2 separate regions of the Homo sapiens genome follow, and region 2 is linked to region 1. Evidence: chromatin loops called from intact Hi-C (ENCODE). Cell type or tissue: MCF 10A. All regions are shown on one strand. Each heading gives the region's core, and the rest is flanking DNA. Links, peaks and the distances in the headings are about the cores only. Region 1 has its middle 14 kb from the start of HMHB1. Region 2 has its middle 100 kb from the start of NR3C1.

What was found. Peaks named below come from ENCODE experiments on the same cell type or tissue, not always from the same donor. Only the 100,000 strongest peaks of a DNase experiment are listed, where the experiment ranks them.
Region 2: a loop joins it to region 1, with 5 times the contacts of the local background. A loop is called at or near these places in 7 of 110 quality-filtered maps.

The regions. Positions count from the first base shown.
Region 1 is chr5:143,823,035-143,828,422 of GRCh38, reverse strand. No RefSeq gene overlaps it. Among named protein-coding and RNA genes, the nearest start is that of HMHB1, 14 kb to the right of the region's middle. RefSeq lists a silencer at 3,043-3,182. In MCF 10A, for the core only: a CTCF peak has its summit at 3,116 (motif pointing right); DNase peaks (open chromatin) are centred at 1,092 and 3,122.
Region 2 is chr5:143,505,128-143,510,515 of GRCh38, reverse strand. No RefSeq gene overlaps it. Among named protein-coding and RNA genes, the nearest start is that of NR3C1, 100 kb to the right of the region's middle. RefSeq lists an enhancer at 2,998-3,292. In MCF 10A, for the core only: a CTCF peak has its summit at 3,026; a DNase peak (open chromatin) is centred at 3,085.

The sequences.
Region 1 (5,388 bases), core at 323-5,322:
CTGAGGCCAGAGGTCATGGGCTTTACCCGTCAACTGAAGTCATTTTAGAGCTTCATCATCTGAAACGGAGTCCCATCTTTACTTCTTAGATTCTTTCTGCAACAAACACAGACCACAGCAAATAAAGTTTCTGTGATCCAGCATTCTTGAAGAGGAAAGTCAGGTCATCTGGTTAACTGTCGCTGGCTTGCCTGATGTGTATTTTGATAAAAATCCTTCTTTCAAATTCTTCATTAAATTTATTCAGCATGTTAGGTCTTGGGATTACTAATCTTGATTTCATTGTTAGTCCCCGCTCCCTGCTGCAAAATTATCTTTGACACTGGTTTTCCTAGAGTATTCAAATCTTAAATTAGAAAGCATAAATTTTTCACATATTGAGTAGCAGCTATGTAAATGAAAAAAAGGTCAAAGTATTTGAGGACAAAAAAGTATTTTTCTAATATTTGTTATTTATATGCAATAATTGTATATGTATATTGAGTACCTGTGGTATTTTGATACATGCATATAATATGTAATAATAAGGGCAACTGGGATATCCATCACCTCAAACATGTATCATTTCTTTGTGTTGGGAACATTCCAAATCTTTTCTAGCTATTTTTAAATATGCAGTAAATTATTGTTAGCTATAGTCACCCTTGAACACTAATACTTATTCTTTCTATCTAACTGTATTTTTTTAAAAAAGAGTATTTGGCCATCATCTAAGTAAACTAAATGCTTTTTACTCTAAAGAGATAACAAGATCCAGGAGATGAAACCCCAGGGTAATTAATAGAAATAGTAGATGACAAATCTAGTTAAATGTTATTATTCCCCACTCCTTCCCCTCTCAACTCACCTTCTCTTCATTTTTCGTATGCTATCAAGAAAGACATTCAAAGACATGAGAAAGGCATTCACTGACATAAGGGAAATGGTACATGGAGAGTAAATTGTGGTGTGCATTTGAGAAAGCAGGTTTGCTCCAAAGAGAGGCTGGCACACAGTGATGTTTGCTTAGTGAGCCAGACTCTAATTTTATTAGCTCATTCTCATCTTTGAAAGTGCTAAATGTCTGCAGTTTCCCCTGGGCAGGTGATTCAGCACCTTCCACATCAAGGGCCAGATAGGGTTGCAGTTTCACTCTGTGTGACCAGATTATTGTTGTTGAGTCAAAAGGAACCTGACATTGTGTATATATATCAACGTGGTTCTGCGTATTTCTTTACTGGGATGTTTATTTTTTCACATGCACACACTTTCCTACCCAACCCTCTTTCTGTGTTGGCATATGCTGTAGTGTTTCTGCAAGATATTGGTTCATTATTTCTGACTCTTGTGACATTCATTCTTATTACTTGCCCTTAAGGACCTGTTTCCAGTCATTGCTGGAGGTGGAACCAGGGAAGAATAACACACACGAAATGATTTCTGGTTTTAATTTTAATGGCAACTGCAGTCTCTTTCCCTATTCAATTATTTTTCTTGGAAACAATTCCTGAGTGCCTAGTTTCAGGGGAAACCTTCATCAAATAAACATAATATCAAGTTTGTATTAATGTGATGGGATGGCGTTTAGTACAATCAAATCTTGTTACTATGACTTACAGCAATGAATAAAGAAAGGAATTCAAATTCACGATTATAAGTTTCATGGAGGAAGGAATGTGATTTTGTGTAAATATATAAAGCTTTGTCTATGCATATATCAACATTCATACAGGACATGCTATAGAGAAAATGAAATCCCTTAAACATGCTCATTCACTCAGTCAACCAACATAAGGGAACGATCTGATCAAGATGGTTCTACGTGGCTGGGTATGGCAGGGGAGCAGCTACAGATGGGGCCAGGTTATGAAAAGTTAGCCAATGCCACAAGCTATAAAGTACTCCTCTTCCACTCCACTAAGCACTTTTTTGAGTATCTGTTATGTACCAGACACTGAGAAGACTCCAGCAATGGGAAGGCAAAGAGTCTGCCCTCCTGGAAGTTATATTCTAATGGAGAACATGCATTAAGCAAATAAACAAGATAATGACGGGTAGTGATTACTGTTATGAAGGAAATTCATAGAAACGCATAACAAGAGCTGCCATATTGGGGAAGGAGAATGTTGGGGGAAGGAGTTCTTTTAGATAGGGTGGTCATTGCCGGCCTCTCTAAGAGGAGACATCTATACTGAGATGAAAGAAGAGGAAAAGCCAGCCATGAGAAGTGTGCAGAGAAGACTATTCCATGCAGAGAGAACAGCAAGTGCAAAGGCAAAGGCTGGCCATGTCGGAGTGATGGAAGAGGGCTCAGGTTGGCTGGAATATGGAGAGCCAAGGGGGCATGGGTATACAATGAGATTGAAATCACATATGGATGTCTAGACAAGGGTGAAGTGTTGAGTTTTAAACAGGACTTGTATCAGCTCATCTTGGCTGCTGGGAGGAGAGAGGATTGTGAAGGAGCTGGGAGGAGAAAAGCAGAGAGAGCCCTTAGGAGACAACTGTAGTCATCCAAACAAAGAGATAGGGAATGGAGCTAGTTAGTAGCAGATGAGATGGAGCACAGCGAATAAGACACATGATATGGAAAACCGAAGAGCCTGCTTATTTATTGGCTGTAATAGATGAGGAAAAGAGAAGACATAAACATGGCTCCTGGGTCTATTATGGCCATTTAGATTACTCTCAGGTGAGGCAAAGCAGATGCCCTTCCAGAATAATTTGCATTTTACAGTGAGCCCTGTGACTTTTTCCTTACAGAAAGAAAGTGGTCTGCAAATGGTTATAATACAGAGATTAAGAGGCCAAAGTCGTCGTTTAACTGTGTGATCTTAGGCTCGACGCTGCCCCTCTCAGAGCCTCAGAACCACCTTGATTAACCTCCAAAATCCCTTGGAGGTAATGAGTTTTTCATTGGTGCAGAAATAGCCATTCCCTTGGTAGAAGTAGGATTGTACAACTGAGAAGCTGAACCAAACACAACAATTGGTGGAGTGCGTTCCTCCCTCATTACCCTGTAATCTCCAAAGAACCTCCTCATAGGTGCTCTTCATATAGTTTATCTTTGCACCTTAATGTCAGCACAGCAGCAAGTCCATGGCAGGGAAGGGGCAGCCCAAAATACATCCACCAGAGGGCAGCATAGAGCTGTGCTTGCACAGATCAGCCCCTGAGGTCATCAGCCCCTGCTGTGGGAGCGTGCAGATACCTGCTTCCAGAGAAGAGCAGAGTTGGGGTCTGGAATCACTGCTGCTGAAGCAAACCTTTTGGCCAGGGTACTGAGAAGAGCATGAGAATGTCGCTGCTACAAACAGTGACAAACCCTAAATCCAACTGCAGCTTACACAGTCCAAAAAACAGATAAAATAGTATTTTTATCTTTAGCTGTCTTACATGGAGGGCTATGTACCTGGCACTGACAGATGGGTATACGCATTATCTCACTTAAGCTTTACATCAACCCTATGTGCTGCATCCTGTTTTTTATTCCTAGTTTACAGATGAGGAAACAAGTTACTGAAGATCAGTGATGGGGCAGTTTTCTCTAACTCTATAAAAGTCTGTTTCACTATAAAACCTCCTCCTCCAGGCTGTATACATCTGCTTGTTATTTTTCTAGAGTTCTGCTGGCTGCTCTGTGGATAGAAAGGAAGTATTACATAAGGATTATATAGGATTTGGCTCTTGCCCTTGAAGTACGTACACTTTCAGAATGGAGAGAACAACTTAGGTATCATACAAACAACTGTATATAATCCAGAGCTTCACGGCTTGGTAAAACTATGTTTTCACTACTCCCCAGTCTCAAGTGTTTTTCCACTGGTACTACACAATTGCTATAAACAAAGTCTTTTTCGTGAGAAGTGGTGTGCTGTAGTCAAACATTCAATCATTCATTCATTTGCTCTCCAAATATTTAATGAATATTTCTTACTATGACAGACACTGGATATCACACAGAAACATACTTCATCCTTGCCCTTGAGGGGCTTATAATTTAGTTTGGTATGGTGAAAAATGGACAATGGCAAGTAAACCAGTACATGTGGGATTATAATTATACATGCCATTAAAAAGGTCCAGTGGTTAGCTATTATCCCTAGTGACCTCAGCTCTTGGACCAATGATTTCCTGCTCTTGATTCCCGTGATCTCCTTCTCTATTGCAGCCACCGGGCAACCCTGCCTCGAGCAGGTCTTCTCTTCTGTGACCTTGACCTTTCTGAATCGCCTCTGTGATTGCAATCTCATGGACACATGTCTCTCACACTCCTTTGGATTCCAGCCAGCCTTTCCTCCACCCTCAGTGTATAATCCCTCTTTCTGTATTCTCTTGTCTGCTCAGGACTCCATGGCAGGTCAATTCAGCCATACCCTTGTTCCTGCTCTAAAATCCCCTGACCTTCCATGATGCCCATCCTGACCAATCCTGAGTCTACCTAGCACTCTGCCCTCTCTTCCCCAGCACTGCCCTGACCTTCTTCCCACTCATCCTCTCTGACCAAACCTCAAAGCTCCTCTGCAGACCTTTCAGGAGAACTTTCTTTGCTTCCTGTTTTATTCTCCATGGTCCCCATGTCAGGCCTTTTCTACTCCCCTCAATCCCAAATATACTAAATGCACATTGTAGTAAATGTAAGAAAACATGTGAACATCCTCAGCTTCCTTTGTCTTTACCTCAGAATCTTCCTCCACCTGTGCCCATTTGTCTTTGGCTCTCCAAGCAGAATAGGGAGTTTCTTGCTCTTGCAGGCACTTCATGATAAGGCCCAATGGTACTTGAAAAGAATCTTATAGCGGCACTCCATTCATTCCTTCATGCACGCCTACCTTTCGTACTGCATTCCACAGCTGTGTATTGACCACCTACTATTTTCCAGCATTACAGTTAGCACAAGAGATACCCCATAGCAGCCTAGGATCAGGGAGGAGCAGGTCAGGTAGACTGGAACATTATGGGAGAAATGGAGTGTCCTGGTACAAGGTCAGGCAGGTGTTGGGGGGTGTGTGTGTAAGACCTGCTCTGCACAACACCAGAGGTCATATTAACATTCCAAACTTATTCTAAAAGAAAAGGAAACCAGAAGACTGACCTGATCTGATTTGCAGTTTCCAAAGGACCACTGTGGTTGCAGTGTGGGGAATAGATTAGAGAGGGCCTGAGTGGAAACAGAATGGAGGGAACGATGGAAAGCTGGTACAGTAACCTGGGTGAGAGGGTATGGCTTCCTGTGCACAAAATCTCCACTCTTGAACATTCCGGCAGCCCTTGGACTCTATGCATCTGTGATTCCTCGCAAGTGCCCCAAGGCTCTGGCCCTGCTCTCCCTCCCCTAATTTATCTCACGCAGAGTCTTGTGCCCCAACCTGTACGCTACGCTCTAAATGACAAGAACCTCTCTCTGTT
Region 2 (5,388 bases), core at 119-5,118, 320 kb after region 1:
CTGTAATCCCAGCACTTTGGGAGGTCAAGGCAATGGATCACCTGAGGTCAGGAGTTCAAGACCAGCCTGACCAACATGGTGAAACCCAATCTCTACTAAAAATACAAAAATTAGCCAAGTGTCATGGCGCTTGCCTGTAATCCCAGCTACTTAGGATGCTAAGGCAGGAGAATCACTTGAACCTGGCAGGCAAAGGATGCAGTGAGCTGAGATTGTGCCATTGCACATGGATGGAGCGAAACTGTCTCAAAAGAAAAAAAAATGCTTCAAGAATAGCTATTTGGAACCCAGAGTTCTGATACTAGGCCTCAGTCTTATCTGTTCTTAGCTCTTGCTTGAGAAAAAGATTGCATGATTAAAATTAGTCTTCAACTACTTTGAAACCCTCTCTTTGGTTCCTTGCTGGTTAGTCAAACAGATTAACCAGGCTACTCTTTCTCAGTTTCCAAACCAGAAGTCAGCACTTCAGGGCAAAACATTTGACACATCCGAAACTCTTTTTAGTAGTGACAGCATTCTTTGTTCACTGAACATAGCTAGCTCAGTCATTCATTCAAAATTATCAGTAGACATACGACAGCTGCACGTCCTGACATAATGGCTGTACCAACACTTTTTTTTAAAGTGAGAAGGAGTTAAACTGAGGTAACTGAGATCATATGACAGGAACAAAACCCCAGCAACCTTGCCTCACCTGTTGGGAAATCTCAGCTAAGCCTGGATTTGAGCCACATATTCAAAGGGCCAAATATGCAGCTCTACCTACATTAGCTCATTTAATCTTCCCAACAATCCTGTTAAATTATCATATTATACTCATTAAAGAGAAGGAAAATAGAGCCAAGATTTGCACCCAGGTCATTTGCACTCTAAAATCCTCATTTTAACCATTACAACTCTCCTACTTCAACGTACACCTAAGCCTAAAGACAGAACCTTGGCAAAAGTACCATTTTTCGAACCAATTCAATTCATTTCAATGATGTTCTCAGTAGGATTTTATAGGCAGTAGAAACCCAAAGTCCATTTCTCTCAAAAGCCTGATTTTCTTCCAATCTTTCCTCTGGGAATAAAGTATCATTTCTAGAACACCTCAATTTAATGTAGATAAAGGATAACAACTTGTAGACAATAACAAGTTTAAATGTAGAAGGCAATAACACATTATTTTATATTTTTGTATGGTTGTTTTATTATACCTCTTTTGCCACATTACACTTGGGTAATACATTTTGGTTGTTGATGTTCCAATGTTGCATAATATATCAGGTTTCAAAATCTTTTTAGCAATATTATTTCATTTGATCATAGTTACAACCTTGTGAGGTAGGCAGATAGGAGACTATTATTCAAGTTATACAGTATGAAAACTGAAGCATTGTATTCCCAGTGCAGCGTGGCTGCTAAGAAGTTGAGTGGTTACTGGAATCCATGTCTGTTGAATTCCCAGATCAATGTTCATGTCACTGTTCCACACTGCTTCTTGTAAATCCAATGATACCCATTTTCATACAAGCATAGGTTTGCTTATCACCTATCTCTCCTACAGCTTTCAGAGATCCTGTGCAGGTCACTTTTGACAGGTGAATAATGAAAAGGTCTAGTATATTGGAAACCACAATGTGACCTAAAAGAAGAAAAGTGTTGCAAGTACAAGGACATTCATAATATTTTGCAATAGCAAAAATTTAGAAAATAACCCATCAACAAGAAAACAGATTAATAATGAAGCATTTATACAATGAAATACACAGCAGTGAAAACAAATAACCTCTAGCTAAATACAACAGCATGAATGAATCATGAATCACACACAGTTTGAAAGAAGTCAATATCAGAAGGATACATATAGTATAATGCTTGTACAAACTATAGAAATATGCAAAACAATAAGTTTACATATATGTGTAGTGAAAGTATTAAGAAATGCATGGAAATAGTAGTCACCAAATTCAGACCACTAGTTGCCTCTAGAGAGCAGAATGTGATCAAAGAGGACTAAGTAGGGACTTAAACTTGTATCAATATTGTTTTCATTCTTAATCTGTAGTCAATATGTGGGGGTTTGTAATATTTTTATTTACACATTTGTGTTTGTCTTAAATATTTTACAATACCTTTTTTTTTTTTTTTTTTTTTTGAGATGGAGTCTCACTCTGTGGTCCAGGCTGGAGTGCAGTGGCGCAATTTCAGCTCATTGCAACCTCCGCCTCCCGGGTTCCAATTCTCTTGCCTCAGCGTCCCGAGTAGCTAGGACTACAGATGTGTGCCACCATGCCCAGCTAATTTTTGTATTTTTAGTAGAGATGGGGTTTCACTGCTGGCCAGGCTGGTCTTGAACTCCTGACCTTGTGATGACCTTGTGATCTGCCTGCCTCAGCCTCCCAAAGCGCTGGGATTACAGGCGTGAACCACTGCCTTTGTCTACAATACCTTTTTAAAAAGAAAATGACAAAGGCAACCATTCATTCTGCAAACATTGACTAAAGGCAAGCAACATGCCAGACATTGTGACTGGGTGTTGAAATGTTGCAGTGAACCCTCTGATGCACTGGAGAAGATGGAAGAAGTGTGTTTAGTACTAGAAAGCATAGGGAGCTGTGGAAGTGTGTGCCAAGGAGTCCTAATGTAGTTCAGGTGACTTAGGAAAGCCTCCAAGAGACAATGAAGCTTAAGCTGAGACTGGAGAACGAAAAGTTGTACTTATCAGCAAAGAAAGGAACAGTTCAGATTGATCCCATTCAAAATTTCCGTGTCTGAAACTAAACATTAGCGCAAGGAAGGCAGAAAGGACAAGCCAGATCACACACCACAGGATCTCCTGTCCATTCCTTGCTAACATTTAGACTTCATTATGCACTGCCTGTAGCTCACATGGTGCCACATGCCAGCAAGTACCAAGTAGGGTGGGAAGGGGAGTGAAGGGAAGTGGGTATTCAAAAACATTTCAGTGACTTCACATTCTCCTGAGATCCAGAACAGTTCCCATATTCTCTCCTAATACAGAAGCAATTTCAGACACTGAGCATAGGGAGGCAGGGTATGAGTGTGAGCTGGCTGAGCCTTTCCCTCCCATTCCTGTGAAGGAATTACTCTGGCAGATTTCCACATTGTAGGTATTTTACCATTTGTCATAGGCAAGTTACACAACTCAGTTAGTGATTAAATTACCAACAGAGCTGCTATTTGAGTAAGGAAGGTTCAAGGTTGTTTCTTGCTCCTGCACTTTGTTTTAAATGCAATTGGATTAATTCTTTCTTAACCTCCTTGTTTAGAGGAAGAAAACAAAAATCCTGTCTGGTCTCCAATAGATAGGGTAAAAAGCGGCATTTTAACTAACTCATCAACCACTAGGATCCCTGTGTCTAACCTTGGTCCTTTGTTTAGATTTATAAAGTATGAGATCATTGTCAGTTTCATTTATCTCTGTTATTAAATGTACTGGGCCTCCTTCAAATGACATTATATCTCCTTATCTGATTCAAATAAATGTCTTACTCATGGCTAGAATGTAGATGGTGAAATCTCATTGTTAACTCAATAATTGAAATAATCTCATTGTTTTGCTTTCCTAATAGAATCTTAAATTGATTGCTCATGCCTGGAATTTCACTTAGTTTCACCAAACTTTTCTTAAAACTGCTGCTCTTATGCATTCTTTTTGTCTCAATGTTTCTACAAGGATGGAGCATTCTTGCTCTAAAGATAAATGCTTTTAACTAGCATTTCTCTTGGTCTGTTTATCTTATAAAAAATAAAAGTAATCACTCAATATTTGTGTTTGTTTCTATTAGTTATGATTAAATATACTGGTGGTATAGTTGCTAAAGGCACAGGCTGTAAAATAAGCACTAGGTTTGGATCCAAGCTCTGTGACCTTATAGTGACTTAACCACTGTTTTCTCATTTATACAATTGAGATAATAATGGCTATCCCATAAGAGTGTTGTGGGAATTCATAGAGATTATTTTGGGTATGTTACCTAAGCTGGGTGGCTCGTAGTAACCATTCAGATTTTAGCAAATAAAATACTGTACTCTGTATTCAGCTTGACTAGAAATGTGGTTTATCACTTAAAGGTTTGAATTGACCTTCTGAATTGTGACTCGTGAAAGGGATTTTCTTCCTGTCTTATACCATTCTGTACTTAGAGTGTTTGCATCTGAATCGTTAGTATTCCCTATCTTATGTATATAAACTATCCTCTAAATTAATTTTGTTTGATTTGGTTTTATTTTCCTGGTGATTTTCCCAGCTGCCCCAACTGCGACTCTTGGTATAGAAGAGGCAGTAGACTGCACTTCACCTTCTTCAGGTGAATGTCCCAAACAGAGCATTTGAGGTCCCCAGCTACAGCAGTCAGTGCTGCCTGGTAACTAAAAGCAGCAGCCTGCATGGCTGGAGGGAGTCAAGATAATGGAATTGGATTGTCACCCACAGTCAGCCTGAAACAACCATGGCTACCACCCCAAGTCCCATGCACTTTCTTGCATTTGGGGCTCTACACATACCCTTCCCTCTGCCTGGAACAATCTTTCCTACACTTCCCCCTTAATAAGATAATTACTACTCATTTATCAAGTCTCAACTTATATGTCATCTCTCTAAGAATTTATTCTCTGACCCACAGACTTAGTGGGAATCTCTATCATGTACCCCCACGACATTCTCAAATTATCCCTATTATGTGCAAGCAGTCCTTGTGCTATGGATTGAATGTGTCCCCCAAAGTTCATGTGTTGGAAACTTAATCTCGTATGTGACAGTGCTGGCAAGTGGGACCTAATGGGAGGTGATTAGGTCATGATCATTATCACTGGAGCAGGTTAGTTATCATGGGAGAGAGTCTGTTATAAAAACAAGTTGAGCTCCTTCTTGCTCTCTTGTGCTCACCCTCTCTTGCCCATCTGCCTTCTACATAAGATAATGTAGCACAAAGGCCCTTGTCAGATGCTGGGACCATGTTCTTGGACTTCCCACCCTCCAGAACCATCAGCCAAGTAAATGTCTCTTCATTATGAATTACTCTGTCTGTGGCATTCTGTTATGGCAGCATAAAACAGAGTAAAACACTTTGCTTTACACAGTTCCACTATGCATGAACTTCAATGACCACAATTTAGTTAAATAGCACCAGCCCTTCAACAACACAGTTCAAATTTCAGTAACCATGATATATGAACTATAAACTGTGAGCTGCTTGCTCTTTGGTCCACAAATCACTTCTTAACAGATTCACATCATGATCAGTAACCAATCACATCACTTCTTCCAAACCGATCACATCACTTCTTCCACTGTGCATTTGTTATTCAGTTGACACACAAAGAGCAAATCAAGTGGTTGTGTTGCTTCCTTGTCTCCCAGTAATAAACCCATGTGACAGT